Regions from separate parts of the Homo sapiens genome. Here region 1 is linked to region 2. Evidence: read pairs that join two places in POLR2A ChIA-PET (ENCODE). Cell type or tissue: GM12878. All regions are shown on one strand. Each heading gives the region's core, and the rest is flanking DNA. Links, peaks and the distances in the headings are about the cores only.

Evidence for each region. Peaks named below come from ENCODE experiments on the same cell type or tissue, not always from the same donor. Only the 100,000 strongest peaks of a DNase experiment are listed, where the experiment ranks them.
Region 1: POLR2A ChIA-PET joins it to region 2 with 13 read pairs; 1 of 35 experiments calls an interaction of 5 or more read pairs at or near these places.

Annotation. Positions count from the first base shown.
Region 1 is chr9:83,999,643-84,005,001 of GRCh38, forward strand. RMI1 (RecQ mediated genome instability 1) reads left to right here. Exons shown (of 3, transcript NM_001358291.2): 2 at 67-155; 3 at 1,309-4,432. The coding sequence starts at 1,345. The coding sequence ends at 3,222. Among named protein-coding and RNA genes, the nearest start is that of RMI1, 22 kb to the left of the region's middle. In GM12878, for the core only: no CTCF peak of the experiment used is centred there; a DNase peak (open chromatin) is centred at 2,887.
Region 2 is chr9:84,290,673-84,296,057 of GRCh38, forward strand. It overlaps SLC28A3 (solute carrier family 28 member 3), which reads right to left. Exons shown (of 18, transcript NM_001199633.2): 9 at 3,523-3,603; 10 at 1,996-2,076. Among named protein-coding and RNA genes, the nearest start is that of SLC28A3-AS1, 15 kb to the left of the region's middle. RefSeq lists enhancers at 2,723-2,782, 3,173-3,252. In GM12878, for the core only: a CTCF peak has its summit at 4,053 (motif pointing left); DNase peaks (open chromatin) are centred at 2,629 and 3,019; H3K4me3 peaks cover 434 bases; H3K27ac peaks cover 3,366 bases.

The DNA.
Region 1 (5,359 bases), core at 1-5,000, 290 kb before region 2:
GAAAATAGTCCTGTCTTTCTACAACTTCATCTTATAACTCTTACTGCTTTTTGTCTTATCTCCCAGGGCCATTTCTGAGCAGTGGAGGTTTCAAGTAATCCACTAACAACCAGTTCCAAATTCTGTCATCAAATCCTGTGCTGCTGTTCCTCGTGGTAAGTTTTCTTATGGACATAGTAAAACTTTAATATATTCTACTTCATAAATATCTTCATCTGTAGAAGGAACAAAGTATACTTTTGTGAACACATGATTGATTGGGCTTTACTGTTTTGCTACTGCTTTATCATACTGAGAAAATCAGAAGTTAAATATTTATATATTTGCCTGGCCAGACTTTTGAAAATATTTAGCCCAACAAATAAGATGCTTTACATCTATCAGCTCAGAGTCTGCTGTTATTTGTTATAATTTTATCTTTAGACCACATATTCAAGTACTAAATGGACAGACACAGTGGTATGTTTTAATAGAGTTAAATTAGAACTATTGCACATACATAAAGAACATTAGTGAACATTGTTTCTTAACTAAATTTTAAATGATTAGAATGTGATTATTAGATCAATTATAATATATTATACAGTAGTCTCCCTTTCTCCGTGGTTTTGCTTTCTGTGGTTTCAGTTATCTGCAGTCAACCAAGGTCTGAAAATATTTAGCAGAAAATTCCAGAAATAATTCATAAGTTTTAAATTTAGTGCTGTTCCGAATAGTGTGATGAAATCATACCCTGGACTTGGATCATCCCTTTGTCCAGCATATCTATGCTGTTTATGCTACCCACCCTTTAGTCACTTAGTAGCTGGTTGGTCATCGGATTTAAAAAAATAATATATATTAAGTTTGATAATATTTAGAGTTTCAGACATCCACTGGGGGTATTGGAGCATATTCCCCATAGATAAGGGAGGCTAATGTAACTACTGTTTACTGAATATCCTTTATAGGTCTGACATTATGCTTTACAAATATAATTCATGTGATCCTGTTAACAATCCTATAAGATAGATGGTAGTGTTGACATTTTATAGATGAAAAAACTGGTTACAGAAGTTGAGAATTTTATATTAGGTCACATATCTTGTAACTTGACAGAGCCAGCTTTCAAACCTAGGTATAGCTGTCTCAAACCTTTTGATTTTCTCATTTTACCATCTGATTATGTGTAGTGTTTCAATTTCGACCATGTAAGATGCTGAAGAGTGAAAAATCTAAAGGGTGTGCCTGTCTGTGCATTGTAGAGAATTACAGAAGCTGTATTCAAATATACTGAATTATCTAAATTTTTTTGTTTTTTGTTTTCAGGTAATAGATGCATATTATTTCTTTTATTTAAAAGAAATGAATGTGACTAGTATTGCATTAAGAGCTGAAACTTGGCTTTTAGCTGCATGGCATGTTAAAGTACCTCCGATGTGGCTGGAAGCTTGTATTAACTGGATTCAAGAAGAAAATAATAATGTTAACTTGAGTCAGGCCCAAATGAATAAACAAGTGTTTGAGCAGTGGCTCCTTACTGATCTGAGGGATTTGGAGCATCCTCTTTTACCCGATGGCATTTTAGAAATTCCAAAAGGAGAATTAAATGGATTTTATGCTCTGCAGATTAATTCCTTGGTTGATGTAAGTCAGCCTGCATACTCCCAGATACAGAAGTTGAGAGGAAAGAATACAACAAATGATCTAGTTACAGCTGAAGCACAAGTAACCCCAAAACCTTGGGAAGCAAAGCCTTCACGAATGTTGATGCTGCAGCTAACTGATGGAATCGTACAAATACAGGGAATGGAATATCAGCCTATTCCAATTCTTCATAGTGATCTTCCTCCAGGTACAAAAATTTTGATTTATGGAAATATATCTTTCCGTCTTGGTGTTCTCTTATTGAAACCAGAAAACGTGAAAGTGTTAGGAGGTGAAGTAGATGCTCTTTTAGAAGAATATGCCCAAGAAAAAGTACTTGCAAGATTAATAGGGGAACCTGATCTTGTAGTTTCAGTCATACCAAACAATTCTAACGAAAACATTCCCAGAGTTACAGATGTTCTAGATCCTGCATTAGGTCCTTCTGATGAAGAACTCTTGGCAAGTCTTGATGAAAATGATGAGCTTACAGCAAATAATGACACTTCCTCAGAACGATGTTTCACCACAGGTAGTTCCTCAAATACCATTCCCACAAGACAGTCAAGTTTTGAGCCAGAATTTGTTATTTCTCCAAGACCAAAAGAGGAACCATCAAACCTATCTATACATGTAATGGATGGAGAATTAGATGACTTTTCACTGGAGGAGGCCTTGCTTTTAGAAGAAACTGTCCAGAAAGAACAGATGGAAACTAAGGAATTGCAACCATTGACTTTTAACAGAAATGCCGATCGAAGTATAGAGAGATTTTCACATAATCCTAATACTACGAATAACTTTTCTTTGACTTGCAAAAATGGAAACAATAATTGGAGTGAAAAAAATGTATCTGAACAAATGACTAATGAAGACAAATCATTTGGTTGTCCATCTGTTAGAGACCAAAACAGGAGTATTTTTTCAGTTCATTGTAATGTACCCTTAGCCCATGATTTTACAAATAAAGAAAAGAACTTAGAGACAGATAATAAAATAAAACAAACCAGCAGTTCAGATAGCCATTCCTTAAATAATAAAATATTAAATAGAGAGGTGGTCAACTATGTACAGAAAAGGAATTCACAAATTTCTAATGAAAATGATTGTAATTTACAGAGTTGTTCTTTAAGATCATCAGAGAATAGCATTAATCTTTCTATTGCCATGGATTTGTATTCTCCACCCTTTGTCTATTTGTCTGTTCTAATGGCCAGCAAACCAAAGGAAGTTACAACAGTGAAAGTGAAAGCATTTATTGTAACCTTAACTGGAAATCTCTCAAGTTCTGGTGGTATTTGGAGTATAACTGCAAAGGTGTCTGATGGTACTGCATATCTAGATGTAGACTTTGTGGATGAAATACTTACTAGCTTGATAGGGTTCTCAGTACCAGAAATGAAACAGTCAAAAAAGGATCCTCTTCAATACCAAAAGTTCCTGGAAGGGTTGCAGAAATGTCAAAGAGATCTAATAGATTTGTGCTGTCTAATGACTATTTCATTTAATCCTTCCTTGTCTAAAGCAATGGTACTGGCATTACAAGATGTTAATATGGAACACCTTGAGAATCTAAAGAAGCGGTTAAATAAATAATTAAACTAAAATAGTATTAGGAACAATTAAAAACAACAAGGAAATATTTAGAATTTGTTCACAATTTTACTTATGATACTTTGTGTAAAAAGGAAAAATGAAATTTCATAGCTTATTTCAGTTTAATTTTAAAGTGTTTAATCATGTTTGTTATATGTGGAGCTTTTGAAAATAAGTTAATCTTTTTTTTTTTTTTTTTAATGTCAGGGTATTGCTCTGTTGCCCAGGCTAGAGTGCAGTGGCATGATCATAGGTTATTGCATCAACCTCTTGAGCTCAAGCGATCCTCCTGCCTTAGCCTCTTGAGTTGCTGGGACTATAGGCATGTACCACCATGCCCAGCTAATTTATAATTACTATTATTGTTTTGTAGGGACAGAGTTTTGCTATGTTGCCCAGATTGGTCTCAAACTCCTGGCCTCTCACTCCTGCCGTCATGGCCTCCAAAGTTTACTTTTTTTAAAAGTAACTGTTAGATGGAGGAATATGGTGACCCACTATTGTTGAGAAATTTGTTTTCCACTTGTCACGTCACATAAGATGATTGCTAAAATATTGTACTGGTGTTCGGTGGTGAGTCATATTTTTGAAAGTTAATAATTATAAATAGGTAATTTCCTTCTAATATGTTGGTACTGTCTATGGCCATACCACCCTGAACATGCCTGAGCTTGTCATAATATGTTGAGTACCCAAAAGATTTGTTTATATTGTTAATCTTAGGGAAAAAAAATTAAAATCCAGTAGATCAGAACATCAGGCTTTCAGATACAAATTGATTTACTGGTTTTTATTTTGCTGATTATAATATTTGGTATATTTAAGGTAATCTAGTTAACTAGATGCTATTTCATAGATTATATTGAATGATTTAAAACTTTATTTTCAAGGATAGTTTATTTTAAATGGCATATTGAAAACATCATTATTAAGATCCAGTAGGTAGGACATTTATTGGATTAAAATGAAGCATTTATCTATGTCTTTAGGTGTCATTGTTCCCTTTCTGAATTAGCTGTACATATAAGCCTTCCTTTGGTTTTAAGTACTGATTTTTTTTTAAAAAAAAGAGGGACTGTTTACCATTCTTCCACTGTGCTGTTATAAAGTTGTATTTGAAAGGTAATGTTGTTTTTATTAATCTTTTGTCTTAAAATAATTTAAAGTGCTTTGAATTTTAAAACATTAAACAAATCCTTAAATAACAAAATACATTGGTGTTTTATTTTATTGAAAATAATGTAACGAAATATCAGGAAGTAAGATAAATACATGTATGATGTATGATAATAGAAGTAGAAGAGAAAGATTTTAAAATATTTTCATTGTTGTATCAGGGTTCAAAGCACCAGGACACAGATATTGCTAATATATGCCCTAGTAATAATCTTGTCTATATACTTGCATAGCTTTTTAATAAGTGATCTGAATGGGATAGCTTTATCTTTCATTATCTTTTCATTAAATTTTCTCCTTCTATACTCTCATCTCTGTGAATGGGGCTTGAAAATTGGGATTAGAACTTCTTTTCATATTGTCATTAAAGACTGGCTATCGTACTTTTTATCAATCTATGCTACTATATTGGTTCTTGGTACATCCTGTTTCTAGTCTTCTCTGGCCTGGATTACTGCAGTGGTTTACTAATTGGTCTTTTATCTTATTTTGCCCTCAAACCGTACTCCATAATGTTAGCAGAGTGATCTTTCGAAAATAAGTTTCTTCTTGTTTTCTCTTCATTAACCTTTAATACCAACCTCCTCCCACCCCATTACTTATAGGGTGAAGTCCAAACTCCTCATTGAGTAAGTAAGGACTTTCGTGATCTGGCCCCTGACTTCTTTTTTAGCCTTATCTTGCCCCATTACTCTTTGCCTCTGAGTTTTAGGGGTACCAAGTTATTTGTAGTGCACTAAACATGTGGAAGAATATACCTCTTACTTTCATACTCATGCTTATAGTGCCTGATCCCCCTACCTTCCTAAATCATTTCCAATTCAGTTTAAGCTTTAGGTGCCTGTTACAGTGTTTCATGAATTCCCCTGCCCACTTGCATGCTCTCCTGTACGTTGTACAGACTAATATTATGTGTGTTTTTACTGTGCTTGTTTCTCTGTTATTCTGCTGCTACGTTTTT
Region 2 (5,385 bases), core at 114-5,113:
ATGTCTTGGTGCACTTTTCTAAGGGCCAACTGACTCTATGCAGTGGCCTAACCTTCTGGATGGGTGATTTCTAAGCCACTGTGGCTTCCTGTCTTCCAACTTCACCTTGACAGACCCTAAACCTGTTTCCTGACCTCAGAGAAATAGACACAAGCATTAAAAACAAACAAACAAACAAACAAACAAACAACCTCAGCAATAACAAGAACAGGTGCCCGCAGGCCCTTCTGTAATTGAGAATCAGAGACCCCTCTCTGATGGGTGGAAAGGAAGAAGCAGACAGAGTGTAGTTGTAAAGGCTTGAATCCCATTAAGGAGGACAGGCAGCCTGCGGCATGGGGCTCTCCATAGATAATAGCTGTACTTTTAGCATATTAAGTATCAAATTGAACATCACAGAAGCTTGTGTGCAATTTTACAATTTTCTCCTTATTATCTCTAATTGTTCTGTAAGATTGAATGTGTGGAGCCTCGATTTACCGACTAAATAGGAACCCTGTGCGGGAGCCCTCTTACCCCACAGGTAGGAGCAATCAACTCAAGATGGTGCCCTAATTAGTCCTGAGAGATTTTATGACTGTAATTATAATAATTTCAACTCCTAGGGAAGGAAGCATGGGATGGGCCCCCACTCTAAAGACTATGCTCCAGGCTAGTAAGCATAGGTTTTTTTTCTTTTTTGAGACAGAGTTTTGCTCTTGTTGCCCAGGCTGGAGTGCAATGGCATGATCTCGGCTCACTGCAACCTCCACCTCCTGGGTTCAAGCAATTCTCCTGCCTCAGCCTCCTGAGTAGCTGGGATTCCAGGCATACGCCACCATGCCCAGCTAATTTTGTGTTTTTAGTAGAGACGGGGTTTCTCCGTGTTGGTCAGGCTGGTCTCAAACTCCCGACCTCAGGTGATCTGCCCGCCTTGGCCTCCCAAGGTGTTGGGATTACAGGCGTGAGCCACTGCGCCCAGCCGTAAGCATAGTCTTTAGAGTAGAGGCCCGTGCTTCTTGTTGGCTTACCAACAAGAAGTTTCAGCCTGCCAGGAGCAGTTGTAAGCCTGGGATTTGGGGCTATGTGTTTTTCTGAGTGACTTGATTTTTGCTTCAAATTCAGTTTCCTTGGGCAGTGGTGCTGGCAAGCGTTCATACCTGGTTTTCGTGGCGTGTGACTCCATTCTGCCTGAAGCTGCATATCTGGAGTGATGAGGGGCTTATTACAATTTCTTACTGATCCACCCCTTAGCCATGCTGCTATTTTGAGGGACACTCCTTGGCATGATATTTATTTGCTTAAATGGGCTTCAGGCAAAAGAGCGTTTCTCCATGTGATGGAACAGGGAGGTGAAAATTGAAGTCTAAAAGCTTATTTTTGATGAGAAGAGAAAAACCTAAAAGCATTTTTCTTCAGGCTCAGCAAAGACAGAATATTGGCCAGTTCAGACAAGTTGAGAATAAGCTCAAGTATTTACGCAGTTGCATGGTTGTTGGTGGAAAGGCTTTCTTGGTCTCCTCCATTGCCACAGGCATTATAGTTTAGAATGGGAGGCTGTTTGTAGCTTGGAGATTTCGAGATAGTGAAATCCATTCAAGTGGAAGAGCTACCAGCCTCTGAAGAGTTGACCAGAAACCTCACAATCACTAAATTCAGATTTATTGAGAATCTATATGAGAAGCTCTATGTCTATGCCTTAATAAAATGACAACCTTCCATCCTCTTCATAAACATTCTCAAGAACCCAATTCTACATACCATACCCAGACTGTTAAAAGGAATTTCTCTCTGTGTCTCTCTGTCTCTCTGTCTCTCTCTCTGTCTCTCTCTCTCTCTCTCTCTGTCTCTCTCTCTTCTCCCCCTGGAATCCGGACATTGCCAATACTGGGGGTTTCTTATTTTGACACCATTTTCTCTACACTAAAAGAACATTGTGTTATTTTCTTATTTGGCTTTTTGGAAAGAGACGATCCATTTCAACAGATGTTTTGTTCTGTTGATATTACAACTTACTTGTCCAACAAATATATTGCCAGAAGCAACTACAGATTCAATAGGAGATGATCCCGTAGTAACTAGCATGATCCATCCAACCTAAAAGGAAGAAAGGGACAAAGTCAGCAAAGAACTTTTTGTATACCCAAAACTTCAAAGTAGGGATTAAAATCCTTAAACTGGTGTAAAATATTGAGGGCTTCAACATTTGTCAGCAAGCTAATGATGGAGCTAAAGGTAAGTTTAACTTATTGAGCCCCTAGAGCAGGCCAAGCAAATCCTCTTATTGGAGTAGTAAGTCTGAGTCATTGCGTATACTTTGAACATTATACAAATCAATTTCTATAGGTCTATTGTATACAAGTAATAAATGACAATTGCTAACATGCTTATGGAAGGCTTTACTGCATTCCAGGCACTGTGTTAAGCCCTTGACAGTCCAGAAAATGCAATTAATTCTTACAATAACTCTTTGAGAGAGGTCCTATGTAATTATACTCATTTTATTAAAGAGGAAACCAAAGCACAGAACAGTTTAGTTGTTTTGTCAAAGGTCACCCATATGTAGCAGGATGTATTTGAGGTTTGGTCTTTTTTACTTAATTGAAATGAACGTGGTTTTTGGTTCCACTTTTGTACTGGCCTTTCAACTAGAGATGGTGGATGAGGACTTCCTGTTGCATTCTCTCTCCTTGCTTTTTAGTTTAGACAAGAGCATAACAATTCTGAATGTTTTGGGGTTTAAACAGGAAATTATGGGCCCTGGAGTTCTTGCTGTCATTCTGAACTCTGCTACTACCTGTATTCTGGTTCCCTCTCTCTCTTCTCTTCCTTTTTGTACATTTTGATTTATTTATTGGGATCAAGGAGGGCTGGGGCTGTGCCCCAAGCACTGCCTGCACTGCTCTGTGCTCGTGTGTGGTGCATCCAAATTAGCTGACGGAGCTCCTTGTCCTCTGATCTAACACATGAACATAGGACTCATTGAGGCTAGGGCAGCAGGAAGGACATGAACTCTTCAGCTGTGTGTGTGTATGTGTGTGTGTATGCATGCACGCTCATGCTTATGAAACTCCCTCAGGAGTGAAAAGCTGTTTCTCCTTTTTGCTTCAATTTCTCTAGCACCTCCAAAACCAGAAGTGTCTACTTTTGTAACCTCCTTAAGCAAGGTAGCATACAATTAAGGAGTAGCTTAAAAAAGAAAAAAAGATAAGCACAGGGCGGTTAACCAAGATGAAGGAATAACATCATTTCCCCCAGCAGTATCTGACCTCAATTCCTCCGCTAAAGAAGTAACTGCTATAGTTTCATGAAGATATCCAGTGCTTTGCAAATCAAAACCCTATTAGAAGCTCCTGAGATAAAATTCCCTCCATGGACACATTTAGGATTGGAGGTTTTGAATCTAATCACTTAGGTGGTGATGGTGGATAATGGTAGGAAGAGAAAGGCACTTCGTAAATACCTGCATAAAAGGCCTTGAGGACTTCGTGCCTGAGATAATCAGCTCTACACCTATAACCCAGTCCCTCCCAGCCCCAGTACCTTTCTAATAATCCACTGCATCAGTCCCAGGTAGTACAGCATGGACATCACAGTGCTGAAGAAAACCACGATCGGCAGGACCTGTGGGGACAGAAACAAACATGGATTAATGATGGGTCCAGCTGCACCAGCAGGTTTTATATCAGGCCTCCTCTCTGTCTCCTTTTCTCCCTCTGAAACATCATAAAAATATGGGAAACTCCTCTTGAACTTTAATCAGGCAGCTTCCCTATCTACAGTCTTTTATTCTAATTTGTCACAGGACTTTGACTTTTTTCCCCTGTCTTCTATGGTGAGCTTTTTTTGCTCAAAGAAGGAATGAAGTTTGGGGGGATTTGTAATACCTAGATCAATACACTGAAGGCTGTCAGAAAATATTCTTGTCCTGGTGCTAAAAAGACATGGGCTTCACCACTAGTTAGCAGAGTAACCTAAGTTGAGATAAATTGTGAGCAACCTCAGAGCCTTATTCTGAGTAGCTGTAGAGATCAGGTAAGGCATGGTAGGTGCTGACACATAGTGCCTCCTACTGGATGGCAGACACACCTGACAGCAATAACTTCAGCATGTCCTGAGAATGACCCTATGGTCTAAGCGTGTGTGTTTGGAGTTCCAAACTAAGGAACCTGGGAGCGGCCATTCCAAAGATTCATTCCTTATCTATAAGGAATATCTGAACCCTTGGCCCATTCCGTGGAAAGCAGGCCATATGGGGGATCCAGGCCCTTTGTTTTGGGTTAAATGAAGGTTGGGAGGTGGAGGTTGCTGGGGGAGGTTACTAAGTGAGAATGCTATATAAACTGCCTGCCTTTTACAAACAGTAGCGGTTCTCCTCTCTAGCCTGCTGCCACTGGACTGCCCTGCATGTGAGTCCCCCTCAATAAACCCTATGTCTCATTTGCTGGCTCCAGGTCTTTTCTTTGGCCGCTCAAACATGGTGCCCCCCCTACTGAAGTCAATAGGGGTCTGTCATGACCTTATGCAGTAAACATTCATTCTTCTAGCTTTTAAAATAATAGTGATTTTACCTATAGATTTTCAAATTACTAAAAAGTGACTGCATTTTGGAAGCTACTTTAGTTCTGTGTTAAAGGCCATTGTATTTTCCAGCTGGGCTCGGTGGCTCACACCTGTAATCCCAGCACTTTGGGATGCTGAGGCGGGCGGATCACCTGAGGTCAGGAGTTTGAGACCAGCCTGGCCAACATGGCGAAACCCTGTCTCTACTAAAAATACAAAAATTAGCCAGGCGTGGTGGCACACTCATGTAATCCCAACTACTGGGGAGGCTGAGGCAGGAGGATTGCTTGAACCTGGGAGGCAGAAGTTGCAGAGCCGAGATTGTGCCATTGCACTCCAGCCTGGATGGCAGAGCAAGAGTCCATCTCACAAAAACAAACAAACAAACAAACAAAACAAACAAACAAAAAACCATTGCATTTTCCTAGATCCTATTTTCCTGATGCTCTTTGGGTGCCTTCAGTGCAGCCAATGTTTCCACAGAGAGCAGTTTCTACCCTGCATAGACCACAAAGAGCTGTGGGCTGGGTCCCTCCTCAGCCTCATCCTACTGTACCCCCTCCCTACTGTTCCCCGGCTAACTGGCCAGAGAAAGCTGCTACCAGAGGCACAGAATGACCGAGGACAATTTGTACAGGATCTAATTTAGAAAAAAATCCATTAATAATATATATTAAAAGACATTTTGTGCCAGTATTCAGAGCTCACTCACGATGAGCCTTTTATTGGCTTTAATGGGTAGGCAGTGCCTTCCTGAAAGCTTGAGGGAGTTAAAGAGGCTCATCTCTGGAATGTTAGCAGAGGATTCTGCATTGGCAGGAAAGAATAGGGGCCACTGCCCTG